Regions from separate parts of the Homo sapiens genome. Here region 2 is linked to region 1. A link is a contact called in ENCODE Hi-C or POLR2A ChIA-PET data. All regions are on one chromosome and are shown on one strand. Each heading gives the region's core, a stretch centred on a gene start or an enhancer-like site at or near the end of the contact. The rest is flanking DNA. Distances are from core to core; before and after follow the strand shown.

The links. Hi-C counts contacts between places; a loop is a spot of excess contacts on that map. ChIA-PET counts read pairs that join two places held with the same protein, here RNA polymerase II (POLR2A). Pooled maps may share reads with other maps.
Region 2: a loop to region 1 is called in a pooled map, with 3 times the contacts of the local background. The contact joins the promoter of MYB here to the enhancer-like site in region 1. A Hi-C loop is called at or near these places in 1 of 50 pooled maps. POLR2A ChIA-PET finds 5 or more read pairs at or near these places in 4 of 52 experiments (WTC11, activated CD4-positive, alpha-beta T cell, activated T-cell and 1 more).

What each region holds. Positions count from the first base shown.
Region 1 is chr6:134,907,742-134,911,223 of GRCh38, reverse strand. No RefSeq gene overlaps it. Among named protein-coding and RNA genes, the nearest start is that of ALDH8A1, 41 kb to the left of the region's middle. Within about 2 kb of position 2,028, at least 19 of the 41 ENCODE cell types and tissues checked have a DNase peak (open chromatin) inside an H3K27ac peak, as active enhancers do.
Region 2 is chr6:135,179,144-135,182,792 of GRCh38, reverse strand. MYB (MYB proto-oncogene, transcription factor) reads right to left here and starts at 1,485. Exons shown (of 16, transcript NM_001130173.2): 1 at 1,257-1,485. The coding sequence starts at 1,279. RefSeq lists silencers at 238-317, 1,367-1,416, 1,477-1,696, 1,767-1,816, 2,257-2,366.

The DNA.
Region 1 (3,482 bases), core at 779-3,278:
TGTTGGAATGCATTTTCAGAGCACTGCATGTGAAGCAGAGAGATAATGCTTATGTATATTTAGAACTACATAAATAATAAAGAAAAGAAAAAGAAAAAATGGAACTGGGATGCCTTAAAATTCTTCAGAACATGGAAATGAAATGTTGCTTTCTGGCTGGCTAACCTCTAAGGCAATCAAAATAGAATATAATTAGCTATCTATTGCTGCCAGGGCTTAAACCATTTTTCCAAATTGTGTTTGCCAAGACAAAAGGAGGTATTTTCTGTAGTACAGGAGAGGTGAATGAGAGGATGAGTGGGTTGAACAGTCCTGAGTAATTATTGCATTTATTTAGGTTTCTGCAGCTATCTATCAGGCCCTTGGCTTATGATAGCAAATGATAATGAACAGTCAAAAGGCAGAAATAGCAACATTCACCCTATCATGACACAGGGACATTATATTCTTTTTATACACAATACAGTGCAAAGGTTCAGGGAGAGCGAGAAGTATGACCTGAAGCCATTTTTCCACTACTCATCATTTTTGACAGTTACAAGAAATCCAGAGAAGGGATTTTCTTGTCTAATTATTTCTAACCTTAAAGTTCAGGGAGTCAGTCTTTCTCAAGATTAGGATTCACTAAATACATCCTGAGGAAAGGGTGCAGTACATGTTCTGCGAATACTGTCCAGGAGCTGTGAACTCTCTCCCTTTATTTAGGATATCAGAGGAAGGGGCAGGAGAGGGGAGGAGAGTTCAGTCATCTCAGCTTGAAGCAAGTGCTCGGTAAGCACTTTGGTATCGCTCCCAAGGGGGACTGTATCACTTCCATCCCAATGACTGAACTCGACCTGAATGCAGACCGCTGAGTCCAAGTCCCAAGTCTCAGGACCCCAGGAGTTACTAGAAAGAAACGCTCAGAGCTGCTTTCTGGTAGATTATTAGTGGGAGAATACATTTCCCCTAAGATACCTAAAATCAATGCAAAGAGGACCTCAGAAGTATGTATTTTGCTGAACTTGAAACATCAGAGAAATTGTTCAAAAATCCCCTGAAGAGATAAATATGCTGATATTCAAATTTTTACCTATCTTGATGATTCTCACATGCTTTGATTTCTCAAGGATGTTGCATGAAAATCATTTTTCCTCTATTAGAAATTCATGAGCGCCTGCTGCTTACTTCCCAGCGGCAGTCCTTGGGACCTGGTATGTGGGCACTTTAAAAAGATGCTTCAGGAGAGCATTTTATGCTCTGTGCAGGGACCTGCTCCTGCAGGCAATTGGCACGTGTAGTCACAGAGCCCGAAGCTCTGGGGCTGTCACATAAATTGCACAGAGTCAGAGGCTGCTCCCCACACAGCAGCCCAACCACCCCAGATGGCCCCACTCTACCTTCAGTCCCCCAGGGAAGGGGTTTCCACCCTCTCCCGCCATTCACTATGTCTGAGCTTGAAATATTAAAATAGAGTACTTGTTTCACATATAACTCCAATTCCAACAGCTGTAATTAAGAACACATAGAGGCCAGCTGCTTATTATATGTAGGCAGGAGCTCCAAAATACTTAATCAGAATTTGCAATTAGTTGTCATTATCCTCAGAATACCTCTACTTCTTTGATGCTTGTATATTTCTATAGGTTCTGTATATTCTGCATTCTAGTTCTGTTTAGGAGTTGTTTGCTGTAAGATCCTTGGCAAGCCAATAAGCTTCTCCATGCCTCAGTTGTCCATCTGGCAGTGGGGAGAGAGCTACACAGGGTGATTTCAACAACCCTGGCAATTAACCTTGTTATGATTCAGTGACTCCATGAATCCCTAATATTCCGGGAGTATTTTTCAAGGCTTTGTTGGAAATTGTTGAGTCACACTGGAATGAACTGCCATTATGAGATGAGGTTGGAATGTTCTGATCGCTCCAAGGGTAAGACTGGACTGAGGAATGTGGAGGAGGGCTGCGACGAGGTGTGGGATGGGAAAGTCATCATCAGATGCGTGGAGCTGGCATATCCTAGGCCAACAGACAAGATTAGGCAGATTCCCAGCACCTGATGAATGGCCAGCTGCAATCAGAATTACGATTCTTCCCCGAAGAGCAAGCAGCCTATGATTTGTTTGGCAGAAGCCTCAGAGTCGTGATGATGATGATTTGCACCGGCCTTTGGGTGAGTCAGCGCTGACACGAGGCACCGACAAGCTTGGCAGCAGAGACTGACAGTGACTGTTCTGGACTGTTACACACATTTCAGAAGGCTTGCTGTAGATACCCAGGAACAAAATATCTTCCCCACACTACAAACTGAAACCCTCATGAACAAAGCCTGAAGTGAGAGGCTTGGCCCTGGGACATCTCAGGGGTGAATCCACCCTATATTAATGGAGTCATAGTCAGCTGCAGGCACCCCCAAGCAAAGGACGCTGGAAATTCCCAGAAGATAAGCAGATCTGAAGCAAGGACCAAGGGCTTTGAAACTTTCTTTTCTTTTCTTTCCTTCCTTCCTTTGTTTTTTTCAAGACGGAGTTTTGCTCTTGTCACCCAGGCTGGAGTGCAATGGTGCCATCTCAACTCACTGCAACCACCACCTCCCAGGTTCAAGCAATTCTCCTGCCTCAGCCTCTCACGTAGGTGGGATTACAGGCATGCACCACCGCGCCTGGCTAATTTTTGTATTTTTAGTAGAGACAAGGTTTCACCACTTTGGCCAGGCTGGTCTCGAACTCCTGACCTCAGGTGATCTGCCCGCCTCGGCCTCCCAAAGTGCTGGGATCATAGGTGTGAGCCACCGCGCCTGGCTGAAATTGTCTTTCAAAAGTCTGAGCTCAGTGGCTTATGGGAATATCTAACATGGATGGCCTGAAGGCAGGTGAATCATCCTAGACCAGCCCCCGGCACTCCCTGTGCCAGGCAGAAGGGAAAGAGTAGCGCAGTGGGAAGTTGGTTCCCAGGGGGTCTGCCTCTCCAGGTCTTCCTGCTGAACAGCCGGCAGCACTTCGGGCACGAGAGGACATTGTCCTCCTTTGACCTCACCTGGAGCAGGCTTTCCAGGTTGTCTCTGGGGAAGGTGTTTATTATTATTATAATAAAAAATATTTTATATTATATAAAAATATATATATTTTTATATATAAAATATATATAAATATAAAATATATATTTATATATAAAAAAATATATATAAAATATATATTTATATATAAAAAAATATATATAAAATATATATTTATATATAAAAATATATATAAATATAAAATATATATTTATATATAAAAATATATATAAATATAAAATATATATTTATATATAAAAATATATATAAATATAAAATATATATATATATAAATATATATAAATATAAAATATATATATATATAAAAATATATATAAATATAAAATATATATTTAGATATAAAAATATATATAAATATAAAATATATATTTAGATATAAAAATATATATAAATATAAAATATATATTTATATATAAAAATATATATAAA
Region 2 (3,649 bases), core at 236-2,735, 270 kb before region 1:
GCTCTTTGCAACTTCCCAGCGCCGCGCGGGGACCAGCGCCCGCAGGCTCAACAACAAACCAGTAGGAGAAAATCAAACAATCTAAGGAAAGGCGAATGGATTTGCTTTGCCTCCATGGACTTCGCCTTAGAACTCCTTCGCGAGGGTCTGTCCGGTCACCGCGCCTCGGCCGGGGCGACCTAAGGCGGCTGAAGGAGGGTGCGAGAAGGCGCGGCGACCTCAGCCGCATCCACGTGTGCGCGCCGCGCAGGGACCTTTCGCCTGGGGGCAGAGCCCGCGGGGATCGCGTCCCGGTTGCGCGGCAGCGGCCTTGGGTGCTGCCGGCCTCTGTCCCCTTGAGCCGAGTGGCGACTGCGACGGCTGCCGAGCTAGCCCTGGCACCCGCCGCTCGCAGGGAGCCCCGGCGTGTGCTGCTGGGAAAGTCCAGAGGCCGGTGGAGACTGGGGAACGAGCAACTGACAGTTCGGACGAGGATTTCCCTCCTCCTCCTCCTCTCCCTCTTCCCATCTGTCCGGCCAAAAATGTGAAGGGACTGCACCCATCTTCCCGGCGAGCCTCCCTAAGTGCAGTGACATGTGCGACGGCGGCGCGTGTGGGTGCGCGTGCAATGTTTGCAGTGGAAGTAAAAGCCTTTCAGAGAAAAATGATTCGAACCTCCAAAACCAGGTCTTAAGACAATTTGCAAAAGTAGAGACCCCTTTATCCCCCTAAAATCTGCTTTTCAGCCGCCTGTCAGCTGACACTGGTCCTCGCCTCCATAAAGAATGAATGAAATTTAAATGAACTACCTGCAGCTACTAAACAATCCAGCATTTTCCCTGTATCTGCCATATGCTCTGCACTTCCAAGTCCAAACATATCTCAATGCATCCAGCAATTACGCTGCGGATCCCTCGCCGACACCCGCGGCATCAAGCCAGGCACCTGGTGGGCTCCCCGGGGCTGGTGGGCACCGCTCTGCCCTCGGCTGGAACGTGCTTTCTTTTTCCCCCTAAAGAAAAATGTATCCCCATGCAACTTGCAAAATGAGCCGCAGGGCGTGCTTCCCAACGTCCGGATACATTTCCCGCAAAGACTCTTCCATTCATCAGTCTCTGGAGCGGCTTCTGCTGCCGAGGCAGGGGCTCCAGGTCCTCGGAGGGTCTGACAGCCCCTCAGATGATCCCGGAACGAATTCCCACCTGCTCCCGGGAGCCTGGCGCCCCGCGCGCCCCCGCGCGCCCCCGCCCTCGGCCGCCCGCCCGGCTCCCCGTTACCTGTGCCGGGGTCTTCGGGCCATGGCGCGGCGGGCGCGGGGCTCCGCCGAGAGCCGCGGGGACCGCACCGGGCTGCCGCCTCCCGCTGCCCGCCGCCTGCCTGCGTCCCTCCCCGGCTGCGCAGCGGCGCTCCGCACCGCTGGGGCGAAGTTTCTCAGGAGAAAGAGGAGGAGGAGGTCACGGAGGAGGAGGAGAAGGAGGAGGAGGAAACAGGTTGATATTAAAGTGTAAACTCTGTAAACAGAGATGCCATCAAACAAAGAGCTTTGGACACTCCCCCTCCCGCCAAATCTGGCGCCCCTGCAGTGCGCACGCGCCCTGCCCGCCGCCTCCGCGGTCGCCCTGGCTGCCGCCCGCGGGGCTGCCGGGCTGGCCGGGTCGCCGCTCCCATTCGGCGCTCGCGCCGCCGCGGTGCGCCTAGCGCGCCGCGAGGCCCGGGAGGCGCGCGGGCAGGGAGCCCGGGGCCAGGGAGGGGTGGCCGGGGGCCGCGACGGCGCCTTTTCCTGAGCAAACCCCGCTCCCGGGTCGCGGCGGCGCCGACCCGCGCCCAGTCCCGCCGCCTCCCCTCCTCCCTGGCTGCCGCACCGCGGTCGCCCGGCTCCGCGTGCTCCCGGGCAGCGGGACCAGAGCTCCTCCAGCTCCCACTCACTGTCGCGGGGGCGGCAAGCGGTGGGGGGAAATTCCCGCACAGAAGATTGGATTTTCGTCAAGGTTTACAACTGTGCCCTCTGGAGACGGGGAAATTAGGAGTTGGAGGAGTAGGGGATGTGAGCATATGTATTCATAGGCTGTTTGGCTAGGGTTTTTTTTCCTTCTTCTTAAATAAATAACATCTCTAATTTAACTTGTTAGTGACAAAGGACGCTTCAATACAAGTGGGCGGCAACCATCACCGCTCACTAATGGAGCGCCCCAGCGGAGCTTTCACTCCCCTCCCGGATCCTGCAGCCGCCACCGTCGTATTGTCACATGTCCTTCACTCTCACCCCAGCACACACCCGGGCCCCACCCACCCCGCCCCGCCCGGCCCAGGCGGTGCCCACCGCACACCTTTGCTCCCCTCCCTGCACAGAGCGCGCACCCTGGATTGCACACCTGCAAAAAAAAAAAAAAAAAAAAAAAAAAAAAAAAAATACACGGGGGTCCAGACAGCCCGCCCCTAGCAGAACTCAGGAAACCCCACGTTTGCATGCATGGTTTTAGAAGTAAAACAGTTTGTGATTTTGGAGGTCGGTATCCCTGCTTAGTGTCATTTGAGGGCTCTATTTTACGAGATAAAAGTCAGCAAAGGCTTTCGTGTTGTTTAATGAGGGTCTCCAGAAGTAAAGGAAGAAGATAAGTGCTGAATTTATAAGGATTGATGACTGGGGGGATTTTAGGGGAGTTTTAGTTTTACTTCCGTTTATAGATTAGAACCATTGGGGATTTTTTTTTCATTCTCTGTACACACTAATGTATTTTTCCTTTAATCTTTTAGGAGTTTGAGACTTCTGCTGACTGGGTTTGTGGGTGTCCCATGTGCCCCAGCAGTTCAAACTTAGCTCAGAAAGCATTTTTTCTTACTAAAAAAGCATGTTCTTACTAAAATGAGTCATAATTTTATTAAACGGTGAAGCATGCGAGGTTTCAAGACTATCTGGTGTTTTAGACTTTCTTTAAAATTGTTATATAGTTTAAATCTTTATCAAGTGTTAGTTGCTAGTAAGGTTTTAACATTCCTTTCCTCCTGAGAAGAAAATAACACTGAAACAAAATTATTGTGAGATATTTCGGATCACAATTACAAAGGACAAGGCAAATTAATACTTTTAAAGCCAATATTTATTTCTAGATTCTATAATAATTTTCTTTCTTCACATCAAAAATAAACAAAATCTTTTAAAAATATCTAGAATAAACATCTAGAAACCACCCCTAAAGAAATTGCATTCTGGCTTTCGGATTGCTTTATGAATCTAACTGGCAAGATTCCCAATTGCTGAGTCTCTTGGACACAATGTGAGTATCTGAACCCTTTGTGAAGTGAGTTCATAGCCTCTTTTTCAAGATTTTAGGAGGTGTGTAACTACTCCTAAGTTCTTGAACCCCTTTAAAGTAGAAAGATACTAAGTTCAGTTTTCCTTTTTTTCTTTGTAAATCATTTTCCTATGTATCATTTTGAGAATTTATAATTTTTCATTTCCCAGATATAGTTTTACATTTTTCCCTCAGTTGTATGACAATAATATGTTTGGGAATATGCATAGTCCAATAAAGAATTCACATGCAGTAATTTTATTAGGCTAATGTTGGATATATTGCTATCTGATAAGCTTATGGAAAAACAGAATCAAATGGAGTTATCAAAATTCTTGTATGGATGAAACTATATTTTTAAACTCATTACAGAATGT